Linked DNA regions of Homo sapiens: region 2 is linked to region 1. A link is an interaction called in ENCODE POLR2A ChIA-PET data of the cell type or tissue named here. Cell type or tissue: PC-9. All regions are shown on one strand. Each heading gives the region's core, and the rest is flanking DNA. Links, peaks and the distances in the headings are about the cores only.

Evidence for each region. ChIA-PET counts read pairs that join two places held together with the same protein. Peaks named below come from ENCODE experiments on the same cell type or tissue, not always from the same donor. Only the 100,000 strongest peaks of a DNase experiment are listed, where the experiment ranks them.
Region 2: POLR2A ChIA-PET joins it to region 1 with 12 read pairs; 5 of 35 experiments call an interaction of 5 or more read pairs at or near these places.

Annotation. Positions count from the first base shown.
Region 1 is chr3:49,348,005-49,357,640 of GRCh38, reverse strand. GPX1 (glutathione peroxidase 1) reads left to right here. Exons shown (of 2, transcript NM_000581.4): 2 at 1-465. The coding sequence ends at 253. Among named protein-coding and RNA genes, the nearest start is that of GPX1, 5.5 kb to the left of the region's middle. RefSeq lists enhancers at 5,102-5,181, 7,695-7,839, a cis regulatory region at 7,758-7,775 and a silencer at 8,431-8,725. In PC-9, for the core only: no CTCF peak of the experiment used is centred there; DNase peaks (open chromatin) are centred at 4,410, 5,700, 5,980 and 6,540; H3K4me3 peaks cover 558 bases; H3K27ac peaks cover 4,192 bases.
Region 2 is chr3:49,491,791-49,501,426 of GRCh38, reverse strand. All of the region lies in intron 1 of DAG1 (dystroglycan 1), which reads right to left. Among named protein-coding and RNA genes, the nearest start is that of DAG1, 26 kb to the right of the region's middle. In PC-9, for the core only: no CTCF peak of the experiment used is centred there; no DNase peak of the experiment used is centred there.

The DNA.
Region 1 (9,636 bases), core at 745-8,744:
GGGGGCGCACCCTCTCTTCGCCTTCCTGCGGGAGGCCCTGCCAGCTCCCAGCGACGACGCCACCGCGCTTATGACCGACCCCAAGCTCATCACCTGGTCTCCGGTGTGTCGCAACGATGTTGCCTGGAACTTTGAGAAGTTCCTGGTGGGCCCTGACGGTGTGCCCCTACGCAGGTACAGCCGCCGCTTCCAGACCATTGACATCGAGCCTGACATCGAAGCCCTGCTGTCTCAAGGGCCCAGCTGTGCCTAGGGCGCCCCTCCTACCCCGGCTGCTTGGCAGTTGCAGTGCTGCTGTCTCGGGGGGGTTTTCATCTATGAGGGTGTTTCCTCTAAACCTACGAGGGAGGAACACCTGATCTTACAGAAAATACCACCTCGAGATGGGTGCTGGTCCTGTTGATCCCAGTCTCTGCCAGACCAAGGCGAGTTTCCCCACTAATAAAGTGCCGGGTGTCAGCAGAACTGTGTGTATGTCCTGTGTCATTGTCATTTGGGAATTCTTTTTCTTTTCTTTTTTTTTTTTTTTTTTTGAGACGGAGTTTTTTGCTCTATTGCCCAGGCTGGAGTGCAGTGGCGCAATCTAGGCTCACTGCAAGCTCCGCCTCCCGGGTTCACGCCATTCTCCTGCCTCAACCTCCTGAGTAGCTGGGACTACAGGTGCCTGCCACCACGCCCGGCTAATTTTTTGTATTTTTAGTAGAGACAGGGTTTCACCGTGTTAGCCAGGATGGTATCGATCTCCTGACCTCGTGATCCACCCGCCTCGGCCTCCCAAAGTGCTGGGATTACAGGTATGAGCCACCGCACCCGGCCTGGCGATACTTTTTCTAACCTCATTGTCATAGTGGTGGGAACTTAATCCTCCTTCCCTTATCCTAGCCAAGTCTGAACTTTCTGTCCTTTTGTCTGCAGCGTGTAGGATCCACTCTTTCCTTTGTGGGAAGTCTGGCTCCTGGCCTGCATTTCTGCCTTCACCAGAACATGCAAAGGGCCATCTCAAGACCCAGTTACAACAAAGTCCTTACTTCAAAAAAGACACAAGGCAATGGTTGACTGCCTAACTCAAATGATAGACTTCTGACTACTTGCTGCACGCTGAAATGACTGTCACAAAATAACATGAGCCCCCACTCACATTTGGAGTCATGGCCTCTCCAATTGTTAGGTCCACACAATCCCATTTTACACGGAAGCTCATGCAATGTTATAAATTCTGTTATCTGGCTAGATCTTTCCATGTTGCTACCAAGTGCCTGTATCTGCTGTGACGATGATCTTACAAGTTTCTGCCTCATATATTCAAGAGTGAGAAAACTATAATTTAACTGGCCCTTCTGACTATGCCCTGCCCAACACTTAACGTGCAATTAATTGCACATTCAGGCCCAGGATAAGGGCTTGTCTTTGAAGCCAGCTGCTGCTTCTCGGGCACCACTCAGGTCCAGCCTCTCCATCTGTTGACCCTGCTGCCAATAATCTTTAATTTTTTTTTTTTTTTTTTTTTTTTTGAGACAGTCTTGCTCTGTTGCGCAGGCTGGAGTGCAGTGGTGTAATCTCGGCTCACTGCAAGCTCCGCCTCCCGGGTTCACGCCATTCTGCCTCAGCCTCCCGAGTAGCTGGGACTACAGGCGCCCGCCACCACGCCCGGCTAATTTTTTTCTGTTTTTTAGTAGACGGGGTTTCACCGTGTTAGCCAGGATGGTCTCGATCTCCTGACCTCGTGATCCACCCGCCTTGGCCTCCCAAAGTGCTGGGATTACAGGCTTGAGCAGCAATAATCTTTCAAGACAGATTTGGAGCCATTTCCTAACGCAGTGCAGGGGACTGCAGGGCCTGGGTGTAGCTTCCGCTTGTGCAAACAGGTACCCAGAGACATGGTAGTGCTGTTCACCCGCTGACTGTGGACCAGAGGTTCTGGAGTCCCAGCATTTGTGTTCAAATTCGTGACTCAAGGTCCTTCTTAGTCTGAACCAACTCTCAAGGACTTTTCCTCTTGCCCTAAGCAGTGATCTTTGCTGCTGCTTTCCCCCTTTGTCTGCCCTTAGGTCACTAAGGATTGTAGGGCCTTCTGGACCTGCTCTGGCTCCATCCTGAGAACTCCTGAACAGGCCCACCTCCCTCTGGTTCTCTCTGCCCCAGCCTTTGAGTCCCCCTTGGGGTGACCCAGGTAGAACTATCAGCTTCCCCTTTGGACCTCACTCTACTTGTGTTGTTCCTTGGAACTCTCAGGAGTCTCACTCTTGCCCAGGCTGGGGTGCAGTGGCATGATCTCAGCTCACTGCAGCCTCCACCTCCCAAGTTTAAGCGATTCTCCTGCCTCAGCCTCCCCAGTGGCTGGGATTACAGGTGCCTACCACCATGCCTGGCTACTTTTTAATATTTTTAGTAGAGATGGGATTTCGCCATGTTGGCCAGGCTGGTCTCAAACTCCTGACCTCAGGTGATCTGCCTGCCTAGGCCTCCCAAAGTGCTGGGATTACAGGCGTGAGCCACTGCGCCCTGCCAGAATGGAATGTTATTATATTAATAGATCAATATTTGTGATGAATATCATATGCCGGGCCCTGTGGGCCCTGAGATGGCTAGCCCCTGTACCCCTCCTAGACTGTTAACTTCTGGGGAAGAAGATTAGTCATTCATAAATGCAATCAAGGCTCCTGAGTGGCCATTCATGGACGCTCACGCCTATAATCCCAGCATTTTATAATCCCAAGTAATCCGAGGAGGGCAGATCACTTGAGGCAAGGAGTTGGAGACCAGCCTGACCGACATGGTGAAACCCCCGTCTCTACTAAAAATACAAAAATTAGCCAGGTGTGGTGTCGGGCGCCTGTAATCCCAACTACTCTGGAGGCTGAGGCAGGGAGAATTGCCTGAACCTGGGAGGCGGAGGTTGCAGTGAGCCGAGATTGCGCTATTACACTTTAGCCTGGGCAACAGAGCGAGACACTTTCTCAAAAAAAAAAAAAAAAAAAAAAAAAAAATCCACTCAAATGGTACCAAGGCTTTTTGACATTTGTAGACTTCAAATCTGACTCCTGGAATGGAGAATAGCAACCTGTAAATCTGGGTGGACCCAGATTGCCTGTGACCCCTAATGTCCTACATGTCTCTTCCCCAAAAGCACTTTGCTCCCTCATTCATTCATAATCCAGTCCTGTGCCGTGTGCTCTGCCAGGTGCCTGAAGAAGTCAGAAGGACAGTATATAATTATCAAAAAAGCATGTTTTGTGCTTTGAGAATAGGAAAAAAAGACAAGAAAAAAATTGTGCACCTTACACTAGTTAAAAAAAAAGAATAGGCCGGGTGCGGTGGCTCACGCCTGTAATCCCAGCACTTTGGGAGGCCGAGGCGGGCGGATCACGAGGTCAGGAGATCGAGACCATCCTGGCTAACAAGGTGAAACCCCGTCTCTACTAAAAAAATACAAAAAATTAGCCGGGCGTGGTGGCGGGCACCTGTAGTCCCAGCTACTCGGGAGGCTGAGGCAGGAGAATGGCGTGAACCCGGGAAGCGGAGCTTGCAGTGAGCCGAGATTGCGCCACTGCAGTCCGCAGTCCGACCTGGGCGACAGAGCGAGACTCCGTCTCAAAAAAAAAAAAAAAAAAAAAGAATAAAGAAGAGGACCAGGCCCAGTAGGGAGGCTCATGCATGCCTCCTGGAAAAAGTGACAGTGAGGCTGGGTGCGGTGGCTCACACCTGTGATCCCAGTACTTTGGGAGGCCAAGGTGGGCAGATGGCTTGATGGCTTGAGGTCAGGAGTTTGAGATGAGCCTGCCCAACACGGCGAAACCACGTCTCTATTAAAAATATGATAATTAGCTGGGCGTGGTGGCGGGCACCTGTAATCCCAGCTACTCAAGAGTCTGAAGCAGGAGAATCACTTGAACCCAGGAGGTGGAGGTTGCAGTGAGCCGAGATGGTATCACTGCACTCCAGCCTGGGCAACAGAGCAAGACTCCATCTCAAAAAGAAAAAGTGGCTGGGCGCGGTGGCTCACACCTGTAATCCCAGCACTTTGGGAGGCCAAGGTGGGCGGATGACAAGGTCAGGAGATCGAGACCATCCTGGCTAACACGGTGAAACCCTATCTCCACTAAAAATACAAAAAATTAGCTGGGCGTGGTGGCGAGCACCTGTAGTCCCAGCTACTCGGGAGGCTGAGGCAGGAGAATGGCGTGAACCTGGGGGGCGGAGCTTGCAGTGAGCCGAGATTGCACCACTGCACTCTAGCCTGGGTGACAGAGCGAGACTCCCTCTCAGAGAAAAAAAAAAAATTGAGACTGAAAAGAAGTCAAGAAGCAGTTGGTTAAAGAATAAGCTGATGGCGGGTGAGCAGGCAGGGAGTATAGTGTGTGAGATCCTGAGATGGGAAGGTGGCATTCTTGACTAAGTCAGCAACAGGAGGAGCAGGTTTTGGGGGTAGGTGGATGTGTTCAGATTCAGCTATACTGCATTAGACATCCAGACAGAGGTATCTGGGGCAGGCAGTTACAAGAGGCGCAGAAGAAGAGAATGTTGAAAGGCAATGGTCTAGCCACGGGAGCAGTAGCCACTGGAGAGGATGAGGTCACGTGGGGAAAGTGGCAAGAAAAAGATTAGGGGACCTGGGCCTGAGGCCTATAGATTCACAATCCTTCCAGATGAGATGGCAGAGAGAAATAGCTGGGGAGGAACAAGGTTGGAGCAAGGAGCCAAGGGAAGGGACAGTTCCTAAAGAATAGTTAGCTGGAACCCATGCTTCTGGACTGCCTGCAGTCTCGGGGCAGCTGGAACCAAAGCTAGAAAGCCATGTGTCTAGGAGGTACCAGGTCCTATTCTAGGAGATGAATATACAGTGCCCAGGAGTCACCCAGGTACTTGTGAAAATATATGTTCCACAACCCACCTCCAGAGACACCAAAGTGGAAAGTCTAGGGACCTAGGGTCCTACTCAGTGTTCTACCAGCTGGACCTGTGAGAAGAGACATCCCACTTCAACTCTCCCCTTTCCTGTACAGGGTCAATGTGGCCTAGGCCACACTCTCTGGTTAGGCTACAGGATAGGAACCCAGAACTTTCCAATAAACTCCAACTTCTCTCCAGGATGCCTGGTGATTGACCCCTCCTTGCCCCATGCCACCCCCACCATCTCAGTTTATGCCTTGGACTACGAGTGAAGGGAACTTTTTTTGGTTTCCCCTGAAATTACTCAGCTTCAGTAAAGGGAACTTCTGAACTCCCAGTATGCCTGATCCTGGCTGGAGAACATTTCTCCTCAGACTTTAAGCTGTATGCCTCCTCTCTCAACTAGAAGTCATTTCTTTCTTTTTTTTTTTTTGACAGGGAGTCTCGCTCTATTGCCCAGGCTGGAATGCAGTGGTGCAATTTCAGCTCACTCCAACCTGTCTCCCGGGTTCAAGCAATTCTCCTGCCTCAGCCTCCTGAGTACCCGAGACTAATTTTTTTGTATTTTTAGTAGAGGCAGGGTTTCACCATGTTGGCCAGGCTGGTCTTGGACTCCTGACTTCAAATGATCCACCCACCTGGGCCTCCCAAAGTGCTGGGATTACAGGCGTGAGCCACCATGCCCGGCCAGTCCTTTCTAACTCTCTCTTCTCCAGGAAGTTTCAGAGTAAAGCCAGTTAAGACTTCACTGTCTTCCCCCAACACACACAGACACACTCTCACACATACACATTCTTTTCATTCAACCATGCAACTGCTGCTGCTCTGACTGGTACCCACCCCACCCCATTGTGAATCAGCAGCTCAAATAAACAAGTAAAAGAGTAGAAATCACATTCAGCCTATGTGAAGTCCTGGCTTTAAAAGCAGAAATGGCTGCAGAGCATTGCTTGCACAGAAAACACATACAGCATTTAGGCCACTGACCTAGGTTCAGAAACTTCCATTTCAGCAGTTCTTACAGAAGGGCTGCTTTTGGGGTTTTTTTTCAAACATTAAATCTGATAAAATTAGGTCAGGCATTTCTTGCACAATTAGCAGTTGATCAAATGACTTCCTTATTCTGACTCAACGTAGTCCTAAAAACAACATTTAAAACAAGTTTATTTTCAGGCTCAGTGCAGTGGCTCACACCTATAATCCAAGCACTTTGGGAGGCTAAGGTGGGCAGATTGTTTGAGCTCAGGAGTTTGAGAACAGCCTGGGCAACATGGCGAAACACTGTTTCTACAAAAAAATACTGGCCAGGCAAGGTGGCTCATGCTTGTAATCCCAGCACTTTGGGAGGAAAAGGCGGGTGGATCATGAGGTCAGGAGTCCAGCCAATATGGTGAAACCCCGTCTCTACTAAAAATACGAAAATAAGCTGGGCATGGTGGTGTGCACCTATAGTCCCAGCTGCTCCAGAGGCTGAGGCAGGAGAATCGCTTAAACCTGGGAGGTGGAGGTTGCAGTGAGCTGAGATTGGGCCACTGCACTCCAGCCTGGGTAACAGAGCAAGACTCTGTCTCAAAAAAAAAAAAAAAAAAAAAAAGAGCCAAGCTTTGTGGCACATGACTGTGGTACCAGCCAGCTACTTGGGCAGCTGAGGTCAGAACATTGCTTAAGCCCAGGAGATCGAGGCTGCAGTGAGCTGATTGCGCCACTGTACTCCAGCCTGGAAGACAGAGTGAGACCCTGTCTCAAAATAAATAAAACAAGTTTATTTTCAGAAAAGCATTCCTGGCCTGATAAGTCTAATAAATCTCTTACATTTTAACTTTTGGATAAGATAGAGTAAAAAGTACTGGCTAAAGATCTCCCCAAGGGGCCAGGCATGGTTGCATGTACCTGTAGTCCCATCTACTCAGGAGGCTGAGGTGGGGGGAATCACTTGAGCCCAGAGGGTCAAGGCTGCAGTGAACTGAGATTGTGCCACTTCACTCCAGCCTGTGCGACTCCAGCCTGGGCTGTCTCAAAATAAACAAACAAAAAACCCCCCAAAAAACCAACCTGGCCAACATGGTGAAACCTTGTCTCTACCAAAAAATACAAAAATTAGACGAGTGTGAGGCGGGCGGATCATTTGAGGTCAGGAGTTTGAGATCAGCCTGGCCAACATGGTCAAACCCTATCTCTACTAAGAATACAAAAATTAGCTGGGCATAGTGGTGCCCTCCTGTAATCCCAGCTACTTGGGAGGCTGAGGTAGGAGAATTGCTTGAACCTGGGAGATCGAGGTTGCAGAAGCCAAGATTGTGCCACTGCACTCCAGTCTAGGTGACAGAGTGAGACTCCATCTCAAAAACAGAAACAAAATTAGTCGCACATGGTGGCGTGTGCCTGTAGTCCCAGCTACTTGGGAGGCTGAGGTGGGTGACTCGCTTGAACCCAGGAGGCGGAGGTTGCAGTGAGCTGAGATTGTGCCACTGCCCTCCAGCCTGGGCAACAGAGACAGACCCTGTCTCAAAAAAAAAAAAAAATTTTTTTCCCAAGAAAACACAGCATGGGTTTATAAAGAGCAGGCCATGATCCCTATCAGAGTACTCTGAATTGACATGTTTTTGTTACTGCACTCACGAAGTAAGCGGGAAGAGTATGCATTCACATACAGGTGTGACACACCTGGGCGGGCACTGAAATAAAGCCCAGCTCCAGCCAGCCACAGAGATTAATGGGTATCTGCCTCACATCAGACACTGACTGATTGGGAGCTGAGGGGGACAAATGTCAGAAGTCCTTGTCCAAGAAATGAGGTCTCATAGGCCTTGGCCCTGAAATGGTGTAATTCTCACTGCCTCTCAGAGAGGCTGTGTACAGAGACATTGCTTATCTCTACTCAACAGCCATTCCCAAGTCCTTCCTCCTGGCTGGCTGGCAGAATCTACTTTCCTGCTGTAAAGATAGGGGCAGGTGACCTAATCTTGGCTATGAAGAGATGCAGAGGCTCCTGGGAAAGCCCCCATGATCCCAGGAAACAGGATCTTGTTTCCTCTCTCCCTTCTCACTGGTGGGTGTTGTTGAGGGTACCCAAAATTCTGGGAGCAAGGCAGCCACGTTGGAGCTTTGAAGGCAAAGAACTAGAAGGCCCCAGATAAACAAACTGATGTCTTTCAGCTTTGACCTTCCCAAGAACTCAACTCCAGACGTGTCATGTGAAAAAACAAGAACCACCAAATAGGTGGGCCAATTGCTGCTGGGGATTCTGTTAGTTGCATCTAGAAGCATTGAGACTGACATGACATGACAGTGGTGTACTGGGCAGGGGTGCTAGGCAACTTGTTGGCCCTAACTGGCTGGCAGAATATTTTCCTAGCCAGCCTTACCTGTTGTAAATGTAAGGGCAGGTGACCTGATCTTGGCTGTGAAGAGACGCAGAGGCTCCTGGGAGACCCACTTTTAGTGCCCCTCACAGGTCCAGTGTAATTGTGGCCCTCAAGACCAGTAGAGGAGACCACAAAGCAAGCCCACTTGATCCAAATTCCTAGAGCTCTAGCAGCATTCAGGAACACATGTAGCTTACCCTCAGTGGTGTCCTACAGTTCTGAAGACCACCTGGCTTCATAGGGAAGCAAGTGAAGGGAATCTAAATCTCCCTGCAGCAGAATACCCCAGTCACCTTTGTCCCCAGCACATGACTGTGTGTGTGTGCATGTACATGTGAGTGAATCTAAAGTCCAGGTCTCATGCCAGGTACAGTGGCTCACGCCTATAATCCCAGCACTTTGGGAGGCCGAGGCAGGTGGATCACCTGAGGTAAGAAGTTCAAGACCAGTCTGGCCAACATCCAACATGGCAAAACCACATATCTTTTTCTTTTCTTTTTCTTTTTTTTTTTTGGAGTTTTGCTCTTGTTGCACAGGCTGGAGTGCAGTGGTGTGATCTCGTCTCACTGCAACCTCCACCTCCCAGGTTCAAGTGATTCTCCTGACTCAGGCTCCTGAGTAGCTGGGATTACAGGCGTCTGCCACCATGCCTGGCTAATTTTTTGTGTTTTTAGTAGAGATGGAATTTCACTATGTTGGCCAGGCTGGTCTTGAACTCCTGACTTCAGGTGATCCACCCGCCTCATCCTCCCAAAGTTATAGGGTTACAGGCGTGAGCCACCACGCCTGGCCTGGCGAAACCACATCTCTACAAAAAATACAAAAAAAAATTAGCTGTGTGTGGTGGCGCACGCCTGTAGTCCCCAGCTACTGGGGAGGCCGAGGCATGAGAATTGCTTGAACCCAGGAAGTGGAGGTTGCAGCGAGCCGAGATTGTGCCACTGCACTACAACCTGCGTGACAAAGTGAGACTCTGTCAAACACACACAAAAAAAAGTAATAAAAAAAATAGGCCGGGCATGGTGGCTCACGCCTGTAATCCCAGCACTTTGAGAGGCTGAGGCCGGCAGATCACCAGGTCAGGAGATCGAGACCATCTTGGCTAACATGGTGAAACCCCATCTCTACTAAACAAAATACAAAAAATGAGCCGGGCGTGGTGGCGGGAGCCTGTAGTCCCAGCTCCTCGGGAGGCTGAGGCAGGAGAATGGCAGGAGCCTGCGAGGCGGAGCTTGCAGTGAGCAGAGATGGCGCCACTGCACTCCAGCCTGGGCAACAGAGCGAGACTCTGTCTCAAAAAAAATAAATAAATAAAAAAATAAAGTCGGCTGTGTGGGGTGGCTCACGCCTGTAATCCCAGCACTTTGGGAGGCCGAGGCGG
Region 2 (9,636 bases), core at 1,277-9,276, 140 kb before region 1:
TGCCCAGCACTCATCCAGTGCCAGACATACACCATACACCTAATGAATGAATGGGGAGACACAGGACCTTTTTTTCAGGTTCTTCCCATCATCTTTAGTCTTTACTTCACTTATTAGATCCAGCTGATCTTTCACTATTCCAATCTCATTCTCAATTTTAAAATTCTCAGCTTATTTAAAAACAGTCAGTTATGAGACACACCCTGCCCTACCAGGAACTTAAGCTGTCTGCTATCTGCGGACACATGACGACATGGGGTGTCTGTTTCATGGGCATGACTAAGTGCTCTGCATTTAGCAGGCAGGCGATGTTCAGGGCACAACTCCAACTACTATGTGTTGGTTTTCCATGCTCTAAGGAGAAAAATTTTTTGCAACTTGGTAATAAAACACCCTTTTGTCTTTCTGATGCTGGCTTCCTATAAGCAAGGGTCATGTCTGCCTGTGCTAGGAATCTGATAGGCTGCATCCATATACTTGTATCAGAATGTCCCTCTGGAAGTTTTTTTTACACAGTCTCATACTCATACACTCAGTCATTCAGATAGAGACGCTACAGAGATCCTCCTCCTCGTGGTTCAGAGACCAAGGTCCAAACAGAGGTAAATACTCAGTCGTGGTCACATACAGCTTGGTGGCCAGAACTTGTGGGAGAAAAGAGTGCTTGGGAACCACAGAAAGATTCTGGCAAGATTCTGGCCACAGCCACCTAGTCTTCCTGACACAGCTACCCAATTTAACACCTCACACTCATTCACATTATATCCTCTAAAAGAGAGTAGGAAGTGCTCAAGGCAGCCCAAGAACATGTCTTAGCTGGATTCACCACTGGCTGACAGGAGCTACAGAAGCTCTTTTTCGAGTAGTGGGAATGGGAACCTTATTCCTCTGTGCCAGCACCCAGTGCAGTACCCACAACTGAGTCTAAGCTCTCAGCACTGCCCCAGACCCCAGACCCTGAGACTCACTGCAGATAAACACCCTCAGCCAGAAGAACCAGAGCTAGTTGGGGTAGGGCCAGTAAGTGGCTCGCATCTGCCAATGACCAGGCACTCCCTTCCTCCCAGTTGTGATATGTGGGACTCTCAAGTGATGGGCAGAAGTAAAATGTCAGGCCAGGTAGGTGCAGTGGCTCACGCCTGTAATACCAGCACTTTGGAGGCTGAGGCGGGCAGATCACGAGGTCAGGAGTTCAAGACCAGCCCGGCCAACATGGTGAAACCCCATCTCTACTAAAAATACAAAAATTAGTCGGGCATGGTGGCGGACACCTATAATCCCAGCTACTCGGGAGGCTGAGACAGGAAAATTGCTTGAACCCGGGAAGCGGAGGCTGAGACAGGAAAATTGCTTGAACCCGGGAAGCGGAGGCTACAGTGAGCCAAGATCACACCAGTGCACTCCAGACTGGGCGACAGAGCAAGATTCTGTCTCAAAAAAAAAAAAAAAGAAGAAGAAGTAAAATGTCAAGTTATCAATAATACCTAAAAGGTAGTGACCTTTGTAGCCAAAATATATTAAAGCTACCCTAGAGGCAGGTATATTTAAAGTTTATCAGATCAGTCATCAGGGATATAACTAGGAAATCAAAAACATTATACAGTAACTGGCAAGGACACCAGGCATCCAAGGGTAAGGTTCAGCAGGTAAGGATCCCACTGGCCCCTCCCATCACCACCACCAATACCATCCCCCAGGAAGATGCAACCAAAGGATGTTGCTTGGTGGGAGGAAAGGGGAGATGCCCATGAGGAGCCAGGCCCTTATGACCCCATTCTGTCCAGACAGCCTTATGGAACAGGCGGCTCTGTTCCACTCAGGCTGCCTCCCCAGAGCTATGAGTGCCCACGCACACAGGGAACTCAGTTAATAAATGCTTTCCACTCAACAGATGTGAAGAACAAATGCACATGGGGCACCAACTCAATTTGCCATAAACTTAATGTTTCCTCATCCATAGAAAAACTCACAGTGAATGAAACTTTCAGATATATATATTTTTAAGTACCTCTGTTTTTAGTTTTAAGACAGGGTCTCACTATGTTGCCCAGGCTAGTGTGCAGTGGCTATTCACAGAAACAATTATAGCTCACCAGCCTTGAACTCCCCAGTGATCCTCCTGCCTCGGCCTCCCAAATAGGAGACTACAGGCACAGGCCACTGTACCCGGCTCTGAAACTTTCACACATCTTAACCTAAAAACTCTGAAACAACAGCTCTCTATTAGTTTTTGCTTCCCAAGAATAAAAGAAAAGTTGGGAGACTCAACCCATTATTAACCACACAAAATTTGGCAGAGGTAGCCCATCCCACCACTCCTAGGAGCCCCTACTCCCAAATAGCTACGCTACCTAAAAATAGTAGTTAAGCTGTTAAATTGCTATCATTTGCCACAGTCATTAAAACATTTAAGGAATGGCCAGGTGCAGTGGCACACACCTAGAATCCCAGTACTCTGGGAGGCCGAGGTGGGCAGATTGCTTGAGCTGAGGACTTCAAGACCAGCCTGGGCAACGTGGCAAAACCCTGTTTCTACAAAAAAGTACAAAGTTCAGCCAGGCATGGTGGCGCATGCCTGTAATCACAGCTACTTGGGAGGCTGAGGTGAATGAACTGCTTGAACCCAGGATGGTGAGATTGCAGTGAGATTACAACACTGCACTCCAGCCTGGGTGACACAGCAAGAACCTATCTCAAAAAAAAAAAATTAATTAATAATAATAATAATAAAGAAAATGGGATATTCATTTTGAAACCAGATTAAAATAATAAAATACCATGTTCCTATTTTAAATGGTTTTGGAAAACATAAAAAGCAGAAATATTAACCACTTCAGGTTCAATCTAGCAAAAATCACTTTGACAAGTTAAATATTAACTGTCAGTCCAACATTAATATAAAGTTTCTGAAAGGTTAACCAGTTTAAAACTGCTCAATATCATGGCCAACAGGATGTACTCAACACAGTGGAAAACAGTGGTGTGAAGTCATTGTTTATTTGAGCTCCAAATATTAAAAAAAAAAATGGCAAATGTCTCTGCTTCTAGTTAAAAACAGGCCTTTTTGACTCCTTGGCGTCAGATGAGAAAGGTCTGAAGTCAAGTGACTGGTGAAGATTCAAGGTATCACCCTAAAATTAAAAGTGCTCAGTTCAGGGGACAGATAGGGTTTCCCTGACATGGGACAGGTTCCTACCTAAACTGCAGGCAATGTGGAAATACCACCAGTGATATGGAGGGAGCCCCAGGACCATCAGGGAGCTGGAGGACCAACCAAAGGGAGCCAGGGTCACATATACAGCAAGAGATTTAAAGGTAAAAATACGTGGGAGAAAAAATACCACCCCTGAGAGGCAAGCACTACACATTCTATCAAACATAAAAGCTACTTTGAACACTTCTCTCACTTGGAAAATTCTTACAAATTCTCACTTATCACAGATAAACAAAGGGCAGTGGCTTCTGCTGGCGGTGGTTTGGTTTTTTCCAACAAAGACAGAAGCAAAGGTTTAAAACCTAGGTATAAATCCACCCAGGTGCAGACATGTTCTAGGGAAAGGGAAGAAAAGCAAGGTTCAAAACCCAGAACAGTCATTCTCCACTGAACCATGGCTTTTAATCTGAGTAGATTTTAACATGGTACGTAATGGGGCTCACTGAAAGAATTCCTTCTACATTCCACTGAAGTCCATACACTGCGTTAAACATTATTTATTACCGAACAGTATACTTGACTTTGAAGATGGTTAAGTTTTATATTGTGTTTTTCACAATTTAAAAAGGTGGGTTTGGGGTTATTTTTATTTTTTTTTTGAGAGACAGTCTCTCAATCTATCCCCCAGGGTGGAGTACAGTGGTACAGTAATAGCTCACTGTAACCTCAAACTCCTGGGCTCAAGTGATCCTTCTGCCTCAGCCTCCCACAACTGGGACTACTGGTTCACAGCACCATGCCTGGCTCATTTTTTAATTTTTTTTTTTTTTTTTTTTGAGACGGAGTCTTGCTCTGTCACCCAGGCTGGAGTGCATCAGCACAATCTCGGCTCACTGCAACCTCCGCCTCCTGGGTTCAAGAGCTTCTCTCGCCTCAACCTCTCCAGTAGCTGGGATTATAGGTGCCCACTATGACGTCCAGCTAATTTTTGTATTTTTAGTAGGGATGGGATTTCACCATGTTAGCCAGGCTGGTCTTGAACTCCTGATCTCAGGTGATCTACCCACCTCGGCCTCCCAAAGTGCTGGGATTATAGGTGTGAACCATCATGCTCGGCCATTTTTTAGTTTTTATTTTGTAGAGACAGGGTCTCACTATGTTGCCCAGGCTGGTCTCAAACTCCTGGTTCAAACAATCCTCCTGCCTCAGCCTCCTCTAGCACTGGGACTATAGGGACAAGCCACTACAGCCAGCCCCTAAAAAAAACATTTTTAATGGTTAAGATGGTATATTAAAATATAAGCCTGGACAACATAGTGAGACCCCCATCTCTACAAAAAAAAATTTAGGCCAGGCATAGTGGCTCACACCTATAATCCCAACACTTTGGGAGGCCGAGGTGGGTGGATCACGAGATCAAGAGATGGAGACCATCCTGGCCAACATGGTGAAACCCCATCTCTACTAAAAATACAAAAATTAGCTGGGTGTTGTGGTGCATGCCTGTAGTCCCAGCTACTCAGGAGGCTGACACAGGAGAACTGCTTGAACTTGGGAGGTAGAGGTTGCAGTGAGCCGAGATTGTGCCAAAAAAAAAAAGAAAAAAAAATTTAGGCCGGGCACAGTGGCTCATGCCTGTAATCCCAGCACTCTGGGAGGCCAAGGCAGGCGGATCACAAGGTCAGGAGTTCAAGACCAGCCTGGCCAATATGGTGAAACCCTGTCTCTACTAAAAATACAAAAAAAAATTAGCCAGGCGCAGTGGCACACGCCTGTAATCCCAGCTACTCAGGAGGCTAAGGCAGCAGAATTGCTTGAACCTGGGAGGTGGAGGTTGTGGTGAGCCGAGATCGCGCCACTGCACTCCAGTCTGGGCGACAGAGTGAGACTCCATCTCAAAAAAAAAAAAAAAAAAAAAAGTTAAAAATTTAAAAAATTGGCCAAGTACGTAGGCATGGACCTGTAGTCCCAGCTACTTGGCCTGAGGTGGGAGGACTGCTTGAGCCTGGGAGGTTGAGGCTGCCATGAGCCATGACTCCACCACTGTGCTCCAGCCTGGGTGACAAAGCAAAATAAATAAATAAATACACCATCTTTATGTTATGTATATTTTGCCACAATATTTTAGAAAACATTACTTAGTTACACCAATTAGACTTCAGAAGAAAATACTTTAGGAGGCTTTTAGGGGCATATCCCCGTGATGACATGGTCCAGTACTTTAATCACCAGTGCCCAGGTAAGACACTGAAGACAGAAAAGGATAAACTGAGGCCAAAGATAAGGACCAGGCCAAACCATCCATTTGGGGTTTTTTTTTTTCTGTTTTTTTGTTTTTGTTTTTGTTTTTTTGAGACGGAGTCTCGCTCTGTCGCCCAGGCTGGAGTGCAAGTGGCACGATCTCGGCTCACTGCAAACTCTGCCTTCCGGGTTCAAGCAATTCTCCTGCCTCAGCCTCCTGAGTAGCTGGGGTTACAGGTGCCTGCCACCACGCCCAGCTAATTTTTGTATTTGTAGTACAGACAGGGTTTCACCGTATTGGCCAGGCTGGTCTCGAACTCCTGACATTGTGATCCGCTCGCCTCAGCCTCCCAAAGTGCTGGGATTACAGGCATGAGCCACTGTGCCCGGCCCTAACTGTCCATTTGGCTGCAGCAGCTAGAGTAGGAGGTGGAGAGGTGGTGGGGGAATAAGTCTGAGAGGTGGGTGGCCAGCCTCAGCAGAATCCAAGTGGGAATGAATTACCACACCCTTGCACCCGCGTTGCATCAAAAAATGCAATTAAAGCAAACTACAATTCTCTGAAGACAGCCCAACAATTAACACTTCAGCACATGTTTACCAACTACCTACCCTGTGCTAGGTGTGAGGCTTTATTTGCTATAGATGCAGTCTTTCCAAGTTTCACACAAAAATATTCAATTAAGATTTATATACATTACTAAATCAGGAAACACAAGTGGTAACAAACCAAGTATTTATACTAATACATTATAAACAGACATTTTCCAAGTGCTTACTCTAATAGAAACTGAAAGTTGCCTTCTGACTTCCCCAAACTCCCCCTGGCTATCCCATCCCCTCACCAACTCAGTACAAAGGTACAGTGGGGCTACCCTGTGGGGGCTGGATGATCAGTGTCTACTGGGGGTCAAGGCTGGATGCCAATGGTTCCCTTGAGAGAAAAGGGGGAGAAGAGGTCCACTGCAGGGGTCTTGACAGCATTGACTCTGCTGCTTTCTCTCCCAGTAGATGCCTGGCACCAAGCAGGTACTCAGCAGATGCCCACAGAGTACAGGAAAGGAAATTCCACTAAATCCCCTAAATAATTCCCCAAGCAGCCAAGCGCCGGTGGCTCACACCTGTAATCCCAGCACTTTGGGAGGCTGAGGCGGGTGGATCACAAGGTCAAGAGATCGAGACCATCCTGGCTAACATGGTGAAACCCCGTCTCTACTAAAAATACAAAAATTAGCTGGGCGTGGTGGCAGGCACCTGTAGTCCCAGCTACTCGGGAAGCTGAGGCAGGAGAATCGTTTGAACCTGTGAGGCGGAGGTTGCAGTGAGCCAAGATCACGCCACTGCACTCCAGCCTGGATGACAGTGCAAGACTCTGTCTCCAAAAAAAAAAAAATAATAATAATAATTCACCAAGCATAAAGGCAATGATCACTTGATTTCACACTTTGAAGTTCAATGCTGAGCTTTCTGGTATTTTTTCCATTACACTACGAAAGATTAAAAATAAGTGCCATAGCTCAAAATTAATATGCTAATCTAGCAATGATGAATTAAATTTAGAAAAAGTGTGCTGGCTGGTGGCCTTTCTGACCTAATTGGCCAATTAGACTCCAAAACAGAGGAGTGAGGCGAAATGTCAGGGAAGCTCCAGGCAACCCAGCCCTTGACCCTGCCAGCAGCCCCTGTAATAAAGGCCTGGGACCCTAAGCACAATGCCTCAGGAGCCAAACAGGTATGTGGGAATTCTGGCATATTCACTGCAGAATATTTATCTAGGCAAATGCTTCAATCTTCAGTGTTTAAAGTGGTGACTTGCTTTTAGCCACATTCTTGTTTTTGGCTACATTCTTAATGCTCAACCATCAAAAATATTTCACCCATGCCAGGAACTGCCATATCAACACACTGTGTTTATAAAAGAACAAGACAAAACTACCACCCACTCCCTTTGCTCAGGTTTTCCTTCCTGCTAACAGAATTCCTTCCCTCCCACAGATGGTTCTAATTGGCCCTTTTACCTGCTTCAGCCTTGCCACAGCTACAAATTCTAAAAAATCACAAACTTCTCTGACGTACTTCCAAAAGCTAGAGCAGAAGAGCCAAAAGACATTCTTCCATTCTCGCAATCCCTGCTCTGCAAAGCTACAGCCATTCTATGACCAGTGAAATGGTGGGCCAGGCCAACACTATGGACAGGGATGCCCACCACATCTGACTTCAGAATCAGGCTTGCATAGAGGTGCATCAGAAAGCACCAGTTCCCAGTGACCTGGTGAACGCAAGGCTCCTGGGCTAGGCCCCACTAGCTCCCACATTGCTGGCCTTCCCCAGCAAAGGATGTTGGGCTGCTTGTTAAAGACCACAGCACATACCTGGAGATATGTCCAGTTCAGGCTCTTCTATACAAAGTAAAATCAAGTAAATCCATTACTCTCAAGCGCTTTCCTCCTCCTCAAAACTTCAAGGGATCCTCAGAGGCTGTCAGCCACACAGAATTTACACCCAGATTAACAAGACTGAAGAAATCCTTAAAGATGCCCTTGCTCTCAGCTTCTTCTGTCTCCATCTCTTTTCTGTGATCTTTGATCATTCTCTCAGCACACAGGAAAAAGTGGGATTCCATTCCATACTAATTATTTGGAAATTAATTCTTGCATTTTAGAACCCAAGGATTAAAAATGAAAAGCAGGCAAGGCACAGTGGTTCATGCCTGTAATCCTAGCACTTTGGTAGGCTAAGGTTGATGGATTGCTTGAGCCCAGGAGTTTGAAATCAGCCTGGGCAACACAGGGAGACTCTGTCTCTACAAAATATGAAAAAATTGGCTGAGTGTGGTGACGCATGCCTATAATCTGAGCTACTCAGCTACTGAGGTGGGAGGATCGCTTGAGCCTGGGAGGTTGAGGTTGCAGTGAGCCATGATCATGCCACTGCACTCCCGCCTGGGTGACTGAGCAAGACCCTGTCGTCTCAAAAAAAAAAAAAAAAAAAAAAAGAATAAAAATAATGATTTGCACAAAGATGGGAAAGAAATTCTGCAGGGCATTTATGTGCTCACATTAGAAGCCAACTGAAGATACATGAGAAATGAAGATAAAGCATCTGAAGAATTAAGCTGTGGGTTGGTGGGATCTCCATCCGCCTGAACTGTAGGAGTCAATCCATGCCTGAGTAGCCCAACCTGGAAATTCAGGAGATCCCAGGGCTATCTGGAAGAAGAACACACCTTCCATGCATCAGCAGATTAAGGCCACCACTGAAAAGTACCTTGGAGCTGCTACTCCACCTCCCCATCCAGTACTTAAAAATATATAAATTATAACAGCACCCTTTTGATAAGATGGAAGATCTCCTGCATTTATCTCTTTTTAAATTTTCCTTTAAAGATGCAGGGTCTCACTCTGTTACCTGGGCTGGAGTGCAATGACACGATGATGGCTCACTGCAGCCTCACCCTCCCAGGCTCAATTGATCCTCCTACCTCAGCCTCCCAAATAGCTGGGATTACAAACATGGCACCACCACACTTGGCTAATTTTTTATCTTTTGTAGAGATGGGGCCTTACCACGTTGCCCAGGCTGGTCTCAAATTCCTAGGCTCAAGCAATTCTCCCACCTCAGCCTCCTAAAATGCTGGGATTACAGGCATAAACCACCACATCCAGTCCAAATCATTATTTCAACTGGCAGCTAACTACTTAAAGGTCTTATTTTGTAAATAAAACATTTATTTTATGTATTGTTATGTATCTGTCCAGTGAATCTTAAATCAAAAGTTCTGTGGTCTTAAGAATAGACTTGGAGCCAGGCGGGGTACGGTGGCTCACGCCTGTAATCCCAGCACTTTAGGAGGCCAAGGCAGGCAGATCACAAGGCCAGGAGTTCGAGAACAGCCTGACCAACATGGTGAAACCCTGTCTCTACTAAAAATACAAAAATTAGCTGGGCTTGGTGGCCCATGCCTATAATCCCAGTTATTCAGGAGGCTGAGGCAGAAGAATTGCTTGAACCCGGGAGGCAGAGGTCGCAGGGAGCCGAGATCTCACCACTGCACTCCAGCCTGGGCAACAAAGTGAGACTCCGTCTCAAAAAAAAAAAAAAGAATAGACTTGGGGCCAGGCGAGGCAGCTCACGCCTGTAATCCCAGTACTCTGGGAGGCCAAGGCGGGAGGATCACTTGAGGTCAGGAGTTTGAGACCAGACTGGCCAATGTGGCGAAACCCCGTCTCTACTAAAAATAC